Regions from separate parts of the Homo sapiens genome. Here all the other regions are linked to region 2. The links are chromatin contacts, found by Hi-C or POLR2A ChIA-PET in ENCODE. All regions are on one chromosome and are shown on one strand. Each heading gives the region's core, a stretch centred on a gene start or an enhancer-like site at or near the end of the contact. The rest is flanking DNA. Distances are from core to core; before and after follow the strand shown.

Region 1 (4,308 bases), core at 1,809-4,308, 920 kb before region 2:
GCTCACTGCAACTTCCGCCTCCCAGGCTGAAGTGATTCTCGTGCCTCAGCCTCCAGAGTAGCTGGGATTACAGATGCCCACCACCATACCTGGCTAGTTTTTGTATTTTTATTAGCGATGGGGTTTCGCTATGTTGGCCAGGTTGGTCTTGATCTCGTGACCTCAAGTGATCCACCCACCTCAGCCTCCCAAAGTGCTGGGATTACAGGTAGCTACGCTTTTCGGAAGCTCCCCTCAAGACTCAAAGTGGGAACTGAGTGCTCAGGTGGGGACAGGTGCACAGAGCACACACAGGACAAGAGGCCGGAGGGAAACTGGCCCTGGCCCTCCTAAAACAACATCCAGGAGCAGCTGCACCAGCCCACAGTGCTATGGGTTCTGGGGCCCAAACAAGGGCCTTGTGTTTCCCCTCAGCCTGTCAGCAGAGAAAGCTGCGCCACACTGGCCCACACCAGGGTGTCACCAGGCGGCTGGCTGAGTGCCAGGAAATGACCTGCAGCTGGCCCAGGGCAGCAGCCGCAGAGGCAACGGCCATTCTTTTCTCCCACATCCACAGACAAGGCCCTATTCTTCCCTCTTCCTCAGTCCCCTCAGCCCCAAGCACAGGCTTAGAAAAAGACTCGACGGCTGATGAGCGTGTCTCCACAGAAACTGCTGGAACAGAGCCCTGCTCACAGAGGAGCAAGAGGCGGAGACAGGCTGGCCGCCCCTCCCTGCTCTCTGGATGTGGTGAGCAGCCGCAGGCAGAAGCCCCAAGCTCTGCTCCTTCTCACACCACACCCCAGCCACCACCTAGAGCAGTGGAGACATTCACTTTCTGCTGAAAACCCTGCCCCACTGAGGAGCACACATCCTGGTCTAGCACCAGCAAGAGGTGCCTCCTACCTGGGGCCCTGCAAAGGGGCAGGCTTGGCTGAGGTGGGAAGCCCGACCTGGGCCCCACCGCGTCGCTGTCCGAAGGAGGCTGGGCCACATCCGTGCTGGGCAGGGTCTTGGTCTCAGCCCCAACTGGGGTCCCTGTCCCTCTACCCTGGGAGGTCTGAGGGGCATCCCCAGGGTTCCACCCTCGGTGCTGGGGCAGCCGTGGCGCCGTCTCTTTGTCCCATGGCCACTTGACTGCCAGCGCACTGTCCAGCAAGAAGGCCTTGCAGCTGGAGCTGGTATCCATGGTGTAGTCGTGGCCCTGGTCGCAGCCCCACACGACCTGGATGACGCCGCAGTACTCGGAGGACAGTGTCCTCTGAAGGTGGGGCAGGGCCCCGCAGCTGGCCGCATGTCCATGCACCCACCCCACCAAGCCGTGCAGGCACTGGGGGCTGGATGTGATCAGATCCACTGCAGAGAGTCAACAGAGATGTCAGATCCACGGCTGGTCGGCACCCAGCCCACCCTCCACCGGGGGAGGACTCACCCAGACACGCTCCCTCCTCTGCCCCTGTTGGGGGCTGGGCACCGACCCTGCAAAGGATCAGTGTGGCCATGAGCAGGACAAGCAGGCGGAGGTTCACAGCGCTCGTCGTACGGGACCCTCTCGAGATCTCAAACCTCAGCGGTCCCCATAGGCAACTTTCTCTTCCCTCACCCCAGCTCCTCCCAGTTCATCTCTCCACAACAGTCCCAGGGCTGTTGGCACTGAACCCGGGCATGGCCCATTCCCCCCACCCAGAGGCTCCCGCGGAGGCACGCCCTGTCCCTCTCTCAACACCCGTCACACTGCAGTACTGACAGCCTGAACGTGCTCTGAACAGACTAGGGCGTACTTTGCACAAGGCTTCCGGCGACCAGCCGGGGAGGCGTTGACCCTCTGCAGGAAGGACTTGAGAAGGCTGTGGCACTGGTAGAACTGGGCGTGGCAGCTCTTGCAGACAAACGGAGACAAGGTGGGGTCCTGGCGGACAGCCACACCAAGCAGGCGCTGGAAGTCCCGTACGAGCACGCGCTCCTCTGCGGATGGCCTCTCCATGCTCGCTCCAGGCGCCCTCTCGGAGATGCTGCGCAGGCTTCTCGAGGAAAACTTCCCGTGGCAGAGGCGACAGTGACCCATGGCGAGAGCCCGGCCTGCTCCTGCACAGAGCGGCAGGAAGTGTTAGCAGCTGGCAAAGGAGGCTCCTGAGCACAGGGCGTCCCGGACTCCAGGTCCGAGGGCAGCGCCTGCAGCGCCCTTCGCGCGGCTCCCGGACACAGCAAGCGGCTCGGGCGCGCGGCTCTCGGCGGGACAAGCCGCCCTGTGGGGGATGTGGCCGCTGGTCCAAGAAATCTTTCAAATTTCAAAGGCCTCTAAGGCCTCTCCAGCGAAGCAACTTCAAGAGTGAAACCTGGAACTGCACCCTCCTCCCAGCGACCGCGAGACCCGGGGCAGGCGCTGCGCCCTCCAGGAAACGCCGCGGTTTCCTGTCTGCCAATTGCAGGTGCCGCCTCCTTTCCGGCTCCGCGAGGGCACGAAGCAGGGGAGGGCGATTCCCACGCGCGGGCACCCCAGGGCGACCTGCCCGCGGTGACAGCGCTCCTCACGCCGGGTCCCTTCTGGCCGAGCCCGCGGCCGGGGAGGCCGGGCCGGCGACGCCGGCGTCACGGAGCGCGAGGAAAACCGAGCCGGCCGCCCAGCGCCTATCCCGACGCAGCCCCGAGTCCGCTACGCCCTTGGCCGGGTGGAGGAGAGGCCGCGCCGGCTTCCGGGCGTCAGTGCGGCTCCTCCCACGAGCAACCCCTGCCGCGACCCCAACCCGCCACGCCCGGGCCGCGGACCCACCTGCCTCGTCCGCGCCGTCCTCGCCCGCGTCCCCGCAGGACCCCACCGGGCCCCAGGCGCGCCGCGCCGTCGCCCCGTCCACCCTCGGCCCACCGCTAAGGGAAGGGCGGCCCCGAGTCCGGCTGACGCCGCCGCCGCCGTCCGAGGCCCCGCACTGTCGGGACGACCCAGGAGACAGGAAGCGGCCCAGCCGGTCCCGCTTCATGGCAGCGGAGGACGCCAGCAGAATCCCGCGGGTGCTGCCCGGCCCGAGGTTCCTAGAGGACCCGGCGTTAGGCTCCGCTCGGCGCGCTGGAAGCGAGGCGGGGCGGGGGAGGGGCGGAGCGAGAAGCAAAGCGAGGCGGGCGGGGCGGGCCAGGGGCCAGGGGCGGGACCCCGCCGGCCGAGGTTCCACCCGCGGTGCCAGCGCCCCCGCTCGTACCGCTCCCCTCTCGGGCCCGAGGGCGGCCGTGCCCGCCTCTGTCGCCAATGGAGCGCTGGCCTGGGGCGGGGCGGTGGGCGGAGGGGCTCGCCGACACCTCACGACGAGTCCTCCAGGGAGAGGCGACGCGGCCCTCACCGCCTCTTACCGTGGGAGACGGAGGCGCGGGGCGGGCAGGCGCCGGCGGAGGCCACGCGGCGCGCAGGTGGCGGGCGGGCTGCAGAAAGGGGAGGGGGGCCGGGGTCTCACGTAGAGAGGGGCCTGGCTGCCGCGGTTAGACGCCCATGGCAACTCCGTGAGGGGCCCTTCTCGCCAGCCCCGTCTCAAGACGGCGAAGAGGCCCGGCTCCGTCGCGACAACCCACCCGGACTCTGCCGCCCCCGCCACTAACACCCGTGGGGCCCGCAGTACGCGCGGAGGGGGCCCGTCGCCGGAAGTGCGGCCGCGTCCCTTCCTGCGGTCCGCTGCTCGGGCGGCTCCAGCACCAGCGCCGGCTGCGTTCCGGGCCTCCGGTCGCCCGTCCAGCCCCTCGGCTACCGCCGCCGCCTCCCCCGCTCGGCGCCATGGCCGCTGCGGCCGGGGACGGCACGGTGAAGCCGCTGCAGAGCGCCATGAAGCTTGCCAACGGGGCCATCGAGCTGGACACCGGCAACCGGCCCCGGGTGAGGCGGGGCGGGGGCGGGGCTTGGCCGCTGAGGGTGGCCCCTGGAGGGACCCCCGCCCGGGGAGGGCGAGGACGGGGCCGGCTCGGGCTGGAGACTTGGGAGCGGGCGCCAGCCGGGATCCCGGGCCGCGGTTCCCGGGCGAGGACGGGGGCGGGGCGCAGCCGGGCGTGCAGTGACCTTGGACAGCTCAGATCCTGCGGACCTTGGCTTTCCACTCCGCTCGCTGAGCCGGTGCATCACAGCCTGGGCTCCACCTGTAGAGGAGATGTAGCAGGAGGGTCCGCCAGGCCACCTTCCAAAATCCGAGTGACGGGCAGGTCCGTGCGTTCGTGCATTTTTCTGGGCAGAGATGGTAGATTTAATCCGGTTGCCACAGGGGACGGCATGCAGAGAAGGCCACATACCTGCTCATTTGTGATGCTGTTTGCAGTCGTCTTAGGAAGGAAAAGCAGGCCGGAGGGGTGTGGCCCGTT
Region 2 (4,061 bases), core at 541-3,040:
GTTGTGGAGCATGCCCACGATGGTGTCCATGCTGCGGAACATCTCCGCCAGCACCTGGTACTTGTAGGGCAGCACGAGTCCCGGCAGGCCGGGCTGGGCCAGGGCATGGAAGCGCTGGTAGGCGGGCGCCTTCTCGCCACTGTCAGGGAGGGAGGAGCCTCATGAGAAGCAGTAGGCCCCTACCCCTCCAACGCCACAGCAGGCCCCTCGGCCAGGGAGACCCTCCGATGGGGCCTGCCATGCCACACACGATGGCTTTCGCGGCCCTTGCACACCCACCAGCACTGGCACCGTTAGGGGTAGCAGTGGTGACGGGAAAGCCCGGCTCCACACCCCAGCTCTGCTGTGTCCACGCAGCTCCCCCAGGGAAGCTCTGCCCTCTCCCCAGCGCAGTTTCGTCAGCTCTCAGGGGCAGAGGCAGACAACACACCAATGCATCAGGAGCATTTGAAACCTGCCAGAGTCCCCGAGGCAGGAGCTGCCCCCCGCAGGAGGGACTGAGGGCACAGCGCCAGCAGTGCCCGGGACCTTTTTCTCAGGGGTCTGGGTCCGCGCCCTGGTGACCTCACCACCACCCTCCCTGGAAGGAGCAGACCTGGGCCTCTGACAGGCTCGCTGGGCCACGCCTGCCACCAACCCGGCCTTTGCCGGGGCCTCGTGGCCGCCCACCCAGCACTCACCATGGCTCCTCAGGGCGGCCCTCGGCCTCTGGGGTGCAGGACTCCCCAGCATCCTGGGCACTGGCCTTCAGCGCCCGGACTCTTGCCCCCAGCTCCCGGGCCCGTTGCAGGCATGACGCAAGCTCAGAGATGGTGTCCTTCAGGGGGATCAGGGGACACGGTGCCGTCAGGCAGGCAGGCAGGCCGGCACCACTCAGCCCTCCCGCATCTGCCCCAGGCCCCGCCCCTCACCTGGTCCTGCGCGGATGTCAGGTGGGGCGGCTGACCTGCTGCCGGGGTGGATTTCTTTATCTTCTGGCCCGGAGAAGGGCAGGCTGGGATGTCTGGGGCCTCGGGGGTACTGGGGCTGGAAACCTGGTGGGAGGGACCCCAAGGGTGAACTCATGACAAGACCTGGTGCTCCTGGCTCTGCAGAGGACCCCGAAGGATCAGAAGCCGCTCTGAGTTAACTGGGACGGGCATGGCTGGGGGGCTTAGGACTTCCCGTAGATGGTGGTCTGTGCTAAGGCCGGGGACACAGCCTTGCTCTCGTCTTCCGGGGCCGTTTCCAGGTCGGACCCCTGCCCTGGCCTCGCAGAGAAGCTGGACTTCCAGCCCCATCATCGGATCCCGGTGCAAGCCCCCCAGTGCCTCCTGCTCATCTCAGGAGCCAGCCAAGTCCCCAGTGGTGGCAGGGCGCCCCCAGGATCCCCCGGCCTGTCCCAGAGTTCCCTGCGCCCCGTCCCCCCCGCCTGTTTCCCCGCCCCCGTCCCTCCGCCTCAGTTTCCCCGAGCCCTGCCCCCCGGGCCTCAGTCTCCCCGCCCCCAACTCCCCGGCCTCAGTCTCCCCACGCCCCTCACCTCGTCCACCGACAGCCGCAGTCTCCTGCGGGCCGGTGGCCTGGCCTGGTCGCGTCCGGGGGCGGCGGGCGGGCGGGCGCGCTTGCGGCTGCCACTGGTAGCGGAGGCCGGGGCGCGGAGTGCGGGCCTGGCGGGGCTGGGGGTGCGGCAGGCCAGCTTGGGCGGCGCGATGCGGGGGGGCCCGGGGCGGCGGCGCGCGAAGAAGTCGGTGACGCGGCGCTGCTCCATGGCGGCGGAGTGCGCGGCGAAAGCAAGGAAAGAAGGAAGGGAGGAAGAGGCGGGCGCGGTTCCCGCCAAATTTCCCGCGGGCGCCCTGGCCCCGCCCCCGGCGCGGACCGAACCATCGGGGCAGAGCACGGGGGGAGGGAAGGGACGGGGCGCGCATGCGCGCTGGTGGGCGCGGGCACCGGCTTGGCCGCGCGCATGCGCCGACGTGCGGGCGTGGACTCGCCGGCGGGCGCCGTCGTGCGTGGGACTTTAGCGCGGTCTCCGGATCCCGCGTGTGGCTCCCACTTTTCAGGGCGTGTCAGTGGGGCCGCTGGCTTCAGGGTCAGAATGAGCGCAATCCAGGCAAACAGCAGCGCGCGCCTGACAAAACCCCGGCGCTGCCCGGGGGAGCCGAGGACGGCGCGGCCTGGGGGGCTGCAGGCTCGAGCTGGTAAAGGCGCTTCCCCCGCGGGCCGCACGCTCCTTATTTCTTTTTTTAAAACTATTTCTGGCTGGGCGCGGTGGCTCACGCCTGTAATCCCAGTACTTTGGGAGGCCGAGGCGGGCGGATCATGAGGTCAGGAGATCGAGACCATCCTGGCTAACACGGTGAAACCCCGTCTCTACTAAAAATACAAAAAATTAGCCGGGCGTGGTGGTGGGCACCTGTGGTCCCAGCTACTCAAAAGGCTGAGGCCTGAGAATGGCGTGAACCCCGTGGGGCGGAGCCTGCAGTGAGCCGAGATCGCGCCACTGCACTCCAGCCTGGGCGACAGCGAGACTCCGTCTCAAAAAAAAAAAAAAAACTATTTCTATCGAGGCGGAGATTACGTTGCCGGGTGGTCTCGAACTCCCCGGTTCAGTGATCCGCTCTCTTGGAACTGCCCCCTCCCAAAGCGCTGCGATCACAGGCGTGGCCTCCGCGATCCGCGTTGCTCGCTTTTTAAAAGGGTGGATTTGATATGTGAATTATTTCTCAATCAAGCTATTACATGGAAACGAAGAAAAGGGGCCGGGCGCGATGGTTCACGCCTGTAATCCCAGCACTTTGAAAGGCCGAGGCGGGCGGATCACCTGAGGTCAGGAGTTCGAGACCAGCCTGACCAACATGGTAAAACCCCCTCTCTACTAAAAATACAAAAATTAGCCAGGCGTGGTGGCGGGCGCCTGTAATTCCAACTGCTTGGGGGGCTGAGGCAGCAGAATCGCTTGAACCCGGGAGGCGAAATGGCGCCACTGCACTTCAGCCTGAGCGAAAGAGCGAGAAACTCCGTCTCAAAAAAAAAAAAAAAAAAAAAAAAGGAAAGAAAAGAAACTGCCTTTAGCATGGCTGAGGGCTGAGATTTTAAAGTTTTAGTTCTTAAAACCTATAGCGCTCCTATCTGGGAAACGGCCTAGAGCGCGGTTTATCTGGAGAGCCCGAGCCACAGCCACTCCTTCCAGAGACGCCAATAAGCAGGGCCAGGCGCAGCGCTGCGGAAGTCCCCCGCAAAGCAATGCGGGCCGCCGGGGCCTGGAGGCCTGCGAGGGAAGGGGACGCGGGTGGAGGCGGCCAGGGCTCAGAGGAGGGCTTCTGTTTTCCCATTTTCCAAGTTTTCTGTAAAAAGCGTGAATTGTGCCTATTTTTTTTTAAGTTAAAGGAATAGAAACCGGTTTGATGATGCAACTGGTGCTTGCAAAATACCTCAAAGGTGGCCTGCACGGTGGCTCACGCCTGTAATCCCAGCACTTTGGGAAGTCGAGGCGGGCGGATCACTTGAGGTCAGGAGTTCAAGACCAGCCTGGCCAACATGGCAAAACCCCGTCTCTACAATAAATACAAAAATTAGCCGGACGTGATGGCAGGCACCTGTAATCTCTGCTACTCAGGATCCCGCCACTACACTCCAGCAGCCTGGGCAACAGAGCGAGACTCCATCTCCAAAACAAAACACCTCAAAAGTGAGGACGTTCATAAGTGGGGGGATGGGGAGGGCGTGGTGAGGCATTTGTTTTCCATCTGTATATAAGGGATCAGCACCTAGACCTGTGTTTTGCAAGCAGCTGGTAGCAAATTTTTAGTGGGTCAAGAAATAAATATGGAAGACTGAGACCCACATTTTTTAAAGCTACGTTTTGTTGAAAAGTTTTGTTTTGGTACACGTGCTTTTTTTTTTTTTTTTTTTGATCACCCAGGCTGGAGTGAAGTAGCTTAGCCTCCACTCCTGGGCTAAAGGAATCCCCCTGCCTTGGCCTCCCAAGTAGCTGGGGCTACAGGCGTGAGCCACCACGCGTGGCTAAATGTTTGTTTTTTGTTTTTGTTTTTTTGTAGAGACGGCATCTCACCATGTTACCC
Region 3 (4,017 bases), core at 1,276-3,775, 900 kb before region 2:
TTTGAGATAGAGTCTTGCTCTGTGGCCCAGGCTGGAGTGCAGTGGCGCGATCCCGGCTCACTGCAAGCTCCGCCTCCTGGGTTGACGCCATTCTCCTGCCTCAGTCTCCCGAGTAGCTGGGACTACAGATGCCCGCCACCACGCCCAGCTAATTTTTTGTATTTTTTAGTAGAGATGGGGTTTCAGTGTGTTAGCCAGGATGGTCTCGATCTCCTGAGTTCGTGATCCACCTGCCTCGGTCTTCCAGAGTGCTGGGATTACAGGCGTGAGCCACTGCGCTCGGCCCAGAACAAACTCATCTTGATTTTTGTCTGGAAAAACTATTTCCAAAAAAGTCCCAAGAATAGGCTGCAGGTGAATGTGAGTCGCAGGTCGAAGTTGCAGGCCAAAAGCTCTGCACACGGCCGTGGCCTTCTCACTCTAGTGGCTGGGTTCTGAGGGTGTGTTAGTCCGTCCCCATGCTGCTGTAAATAGCTGCCTGAGGCTGGATAATTTATAAAGAAAAGACGTTTAATTGACTCACAGTTCCGCATGGCTGGGGAAGGCCTCAGCAAACTCACAATCATGGCAGAAGGCGTCTCCTCACAGGGCGACAGGAGCGAGAATGAGCACTGAACAAAGGGGAGAACCCCTTATAAAACCATCGGATCTCGTGGAATTCACTATCACGAGAACAGCATGGAGGAAGCTGCCCCCAAGATTTAATTATCTCCACCTGGTCCTGCTCCAGACCTGTGGGATTACAATTCAAGATGAGATTTTGGGTGTGGATACAGAACCAAACCATGTCAGAGGCCAAGGATCTCAAGACAAGGCCAGGGTATGGCATGTTTATGATTTAGCCTTGGAATTCATTCCACATCAGTTCTATTCCATGGGTTGAGGCAGGTGCAAAAACCCACCCAGGCCTATGGGAGGAGAGCTAGGCCCACTGCTGGATGGATGGACTGGTGTTGCCAAATTCAGTGAGGACAAAGGCAGAACAGTTACCTCCACCCTCCTCCGCATCAGAAGAAGAATAAAGATGAGACTTACGAAGTTAGCTGTCCTGAGGACTGGTGTGGACCCATGGTGGCACTGGGCACCAAGAGTGAGTTCAGTAAACAGTAAGTAAAAGAGCTCCCTGTCCAGAGGTGGCCACCTAGATAACTCAGGGAGATCCACCGACTGCATCACGATTTTTTTTTCCAGACATTCTCGCTCTGTCACCCAGGCTGGAGTGCAGTGGCACGATCTTAGCTCACTGCAACCGCAACCTCTGCCTCCCAGGTTCAAGTAATTCTCCTGCCTCAGCCTCCCAAGTAGCTGGGCTTACAGACATGTGCCACCACGCCCGGCTAACTTTCGTATTTTTAATAGAGACGGGGTTTCACCATGTTGGCCAGGCTGGTCTTGAACTCCTGACTTCAGGTGATCCGCCCGCCTCGGCCTCTCAAAGTGCTGGGATTACAGGCGTGAGCCACCGCACCCGGTCATGATCACTATTTCTAAGATGCCAGCAGGGAACTTCCAGGTAAAAAATCTAAGAAAAAGGGGGGACCTCGCCGCCCAGGCCCAGGGAAAGTTTCAACAAACTTGGGCCTTGGTTTTGGTGGCCTGGAGAGATGAGGGACACAGACGTGAAGTAGCAAAGCCTGCCCAAAGCGGGGGTGTGGGGTAGGGGTGGGTTTCGGCTGGGACCTCCAAGGGTCTCCCTCATCCTCCTCTACTTCTGGGCAATGCGAGAAAGTGGCTGTAGCACAGAACAGAGGAACCCGAGCGAAGAAAACGTCCCCGGGAAGTCGTGGCCCAGATTTAGCCTGGGTGGATCCGCAGCCCAGGTCAGCTTTTAGCCTAGAGAGGGGGGCGGCTTCGCCCTGCCTCAGAGACCCGCCCAGACGATGCTCTCAAGGGCTGCAGATGGCAAGTGCAGGAGGCCGGGAAGCGGAGCCAGCATAAACAGAATCTGAGGTCCCCGCATCCACCTGAGGCTGCTGTTTCAGACGAGGCTGAAAGGCTTGTCCTTCCGCCCACCTTCCGTGCCGCGGGCCCCTCCCTCAAGGGGATGGCCCCGCCCCACAGGGGAGGCCCGCCCCCGGATCCGGCCAATCCCCGCCAGGTAATGCAGGTGGCCCCGCCCCGCAGGAAAGGCTCTTCCCAGGATCCAGCCAATCCCCGCCAGGTAATGCCGGTGGCCCCACCCCCCAGGGGACGAGCCCGCGCACCTGCTTCCCCGCGGCCGGGTCGCCTGGGGCTGGGTCCCTGTCTCGTGGGGAGGAGCGGCCCAGGCACAACGTTCCCTGAGCGCCTGCCATGAGCCCGCAGCCCTCGGCCCAGCGGCGTCGTGAACGATACCGGTCCCGCGAGGAGACGGGCGACGCGGTGACAGGAGGCTCTCGGGGTGCCTCGCGCAGGGGCTCGGCCGGGCTGACACCTCCTCCTCCCCTTTCACCAGGCCCCGCCCCTCCTAAATTATTCGGAGGCGGGGCCTGCGCCAAGCCCCGCCCCGCCCCCAGCGTCACGGCCGCGGACCCCGGGCGGAGCCGACTCCCGGCGGAAGCGCGCGGCGCGCGGGGAGGCCCGAACTGATCCGCGGCGGCCGGAGACCGCTGGGGACAGACAGGTAGCGCCGTCACCCGCGGGATCCGCAGCTCCATCTGCCGGGCGAAGGGGCTCTGGTCGGGAGAGGGCTCAGCGGGCGGAAGCGCGTCTCTAGAGAAGGGTGCGGTCGATAACCGGGGGCGCCCCTGGAAGGCCGAGGTACCCAGGCTGGAGGGAGGGGCTGGAGGTGCGGGGGCGCTCAACTGGAGGGGCCTGGATCGCTGGGTGGGCGGGCAGCTGATGGGGCCGAGGTCTCCAGCGTAGGGGGTGCCGAAGATACCGGGGGCGCCCAGCCGCTGGGGGCGGGGTCTCCAGGCTCGAGGGGTCCTGGGGACGCTGGGTGAGGGTTCGGGGAGAGCGCGGCGGGCTGGGCGCGGCCTTAGGTCCCTGACCCCCCCGACCCCCGTCCGCCGCAGGATGGGCAGCAGCTCGCTGTCCGAGGACTACCGCCAGTGCCTGGAGCGCGAGCTGCGACGGGGCCGCGCGGGCGTGTGCGGGGACCCCTCGCTGCGCGCGGTGCTCTGGCAGATCCTGGTGGAGGACTTCGACCTGCACGGGGCGCTGCAGGACGACGCGCTGGCTCTGCTCACCGACGGGCTGTGGGGCCGCGCCGACCTGGCGCCCGCGCTACGCGGCCTGGCTCGCGCCTTCGAGCTTCTGGAGCTCGCCGCGGTGCACCTGTACCTGCTGCCCTGGAGGAAGGAGTTCACCACCATCAAGGTAGGCGCCAGGCCAGGAGGAGCGCGCCCCTCGTCCTGGCCTGCGGGTCGCGGGGCCGCCGACCATGGGGGACCACGCCTTTCGAGAGAGAGGGGCTTCAAGTGTCCTCAGTGCCTGGTGGGCTCCTCAAGGCTCCGAGCGCTGAGGGGTCGTGGGCGTGTGGGGGCACCCACTCCTAGGGCTGAGAACATGGGGTGGGCGAGGGCAGGCTTGGGTGCTGCCTACGGGGTCCTGCCCTGAGAGCTTGCGTCAGTGTCTTCCCTAAGAGGCCTCGCGGCCCCAGTTGCCATGGAAATCTTAGGACGGGGGCACAGAAGGGACTTGAGTTCCCATGGTCATCCTAATTCCTCCAGGTTATGGGCCAATCCCATTTGCAGAGGAGGCCGCCGAGGCTGGGAGGACTGCAGATGGGTGCATCCCTGTGAAGTCTCAGGGCTGGGCTCAGACCTAGTGAACTCCACGGCCTGGGGCGGGAGGCTGTGCCCAGGGCTGGCCTGGCCTCTCCAGGTGAGCTCCTGGCGGCAGGAGGGGGCAGGGCCGCCGGGAGCTCTGAGCTAATTCGGAAGAGTAGGAAGCCGATGACGTCACTGGGCACGTGGGCGAGCTACGCCTCCGCCGGTTGCCATGGCAGCGGCAGTCTCTCCGCGGCTCCCCGGGGACACCTGCTGGTCGGAGGCGCCAGGACTTTCATTCATGAGAGAGGACGGACAGGCCCGC

The links. Hi-C counts contacts between places; a loop is a spot of excess contacts on that map. ChIA-PET counts read pairs that join two places held with the same protein, here RNA polymerase II (POLR2A). Pooled maps may share reads with other maps.
Region 1: a map with no recorded cell type shows a loop between it and region 2 (6-fold over the local background). The contact joins the promoter of ZNF276 here to the promoter of CDT1 in region 2. A Hi-C loop is called at or near these places in 1 of 37 single-sample maps with no recorded cell type and 8 of 50 pooled maps. POLR2A ChIA-PET finds 5 or more read pairs at or near these places in 1 of 52 experiments (naive thymus-derived CD8-positive, alpha-beta T cell).
Region 3: a loop to region 2 is called in a map of naive thymus-derived CD4-positive, alpha-beta T cell, with 8 times the contacts of the local background. The contact joins the promoter of SPATA2L here to the promoter of CDT1 in region 2. A Hi-C loop is called at or near these places in 2 of 168 maps with a recorded cell type or tissue (naive thymus-derived CD4-positive, alpha-beta T cell and prostate gland), 3 of 37 single-sample maps with no recorded cell type and 11 of 50 pooled maps. POLR2A ChIA-PET finds 5 or more read pairs at or near these places in 1 of 52 experiments (RWPE1).

What each region holds. Positions count from the first base shown.
Region 1 is chr16:89,720,287-89,724,594 of GRCh38, reverse strand. It overlaps ZNF276 (zinc finger protein 276), which reads right to left and starts at 3,058. Exons shown (of 11, transcript NM_001113525.2): 1 at 2,750-3,058; 2 at 1,761-2,064; 3 at 1,412-1,458; 4 at 886-1,335. The coding sequence starts at 2,954. It overlaps VPS9D1 (VPS9 domain containing 1), which reads left to right and starts at 3,697. Exons shown (of 15, transcript NM_004913.3): 1 at 3,697-3,832. The coding sequence starts at 3,734. RefSeq lists silencers at 2,431-2,890, 2,971-4,090.
Region 2 is chr16:88,801,518-88,805,578 of GRCh38, reverse strand. It overlaps CDT1 (chromatin licensing and DNA replication factor 1), which reads right to left and starts at 1,790. Exons shown (of 10, transcript NM_030928.4): 1 at 1,520-1,790; 2 at 912-1,034; 3 at 681-817; 4 at 1-139. The coding sequence starts at 1,747. RefSeq lists enhancers at 1-358, 359-1,242, 1,961-2,536 and silencers at 1,599-1,708, 1,789-2,028.
Region 3 is chr16:89,700,213-89,704,229 of GRCh38, reverse strand. SPATA2L (spermatogenesis associated 2 like) reads left to right here and starts at 2,525. Exons shown (of 3, transcript NM_152339.4): 1 at 2,525-2,602; 2 at 2,997-3,300. The coding sequence starts at 2,998. RefSeq lists silencers at 1,930-2,649, 2,820-2,919 and an enhancer at 3,922-4,017.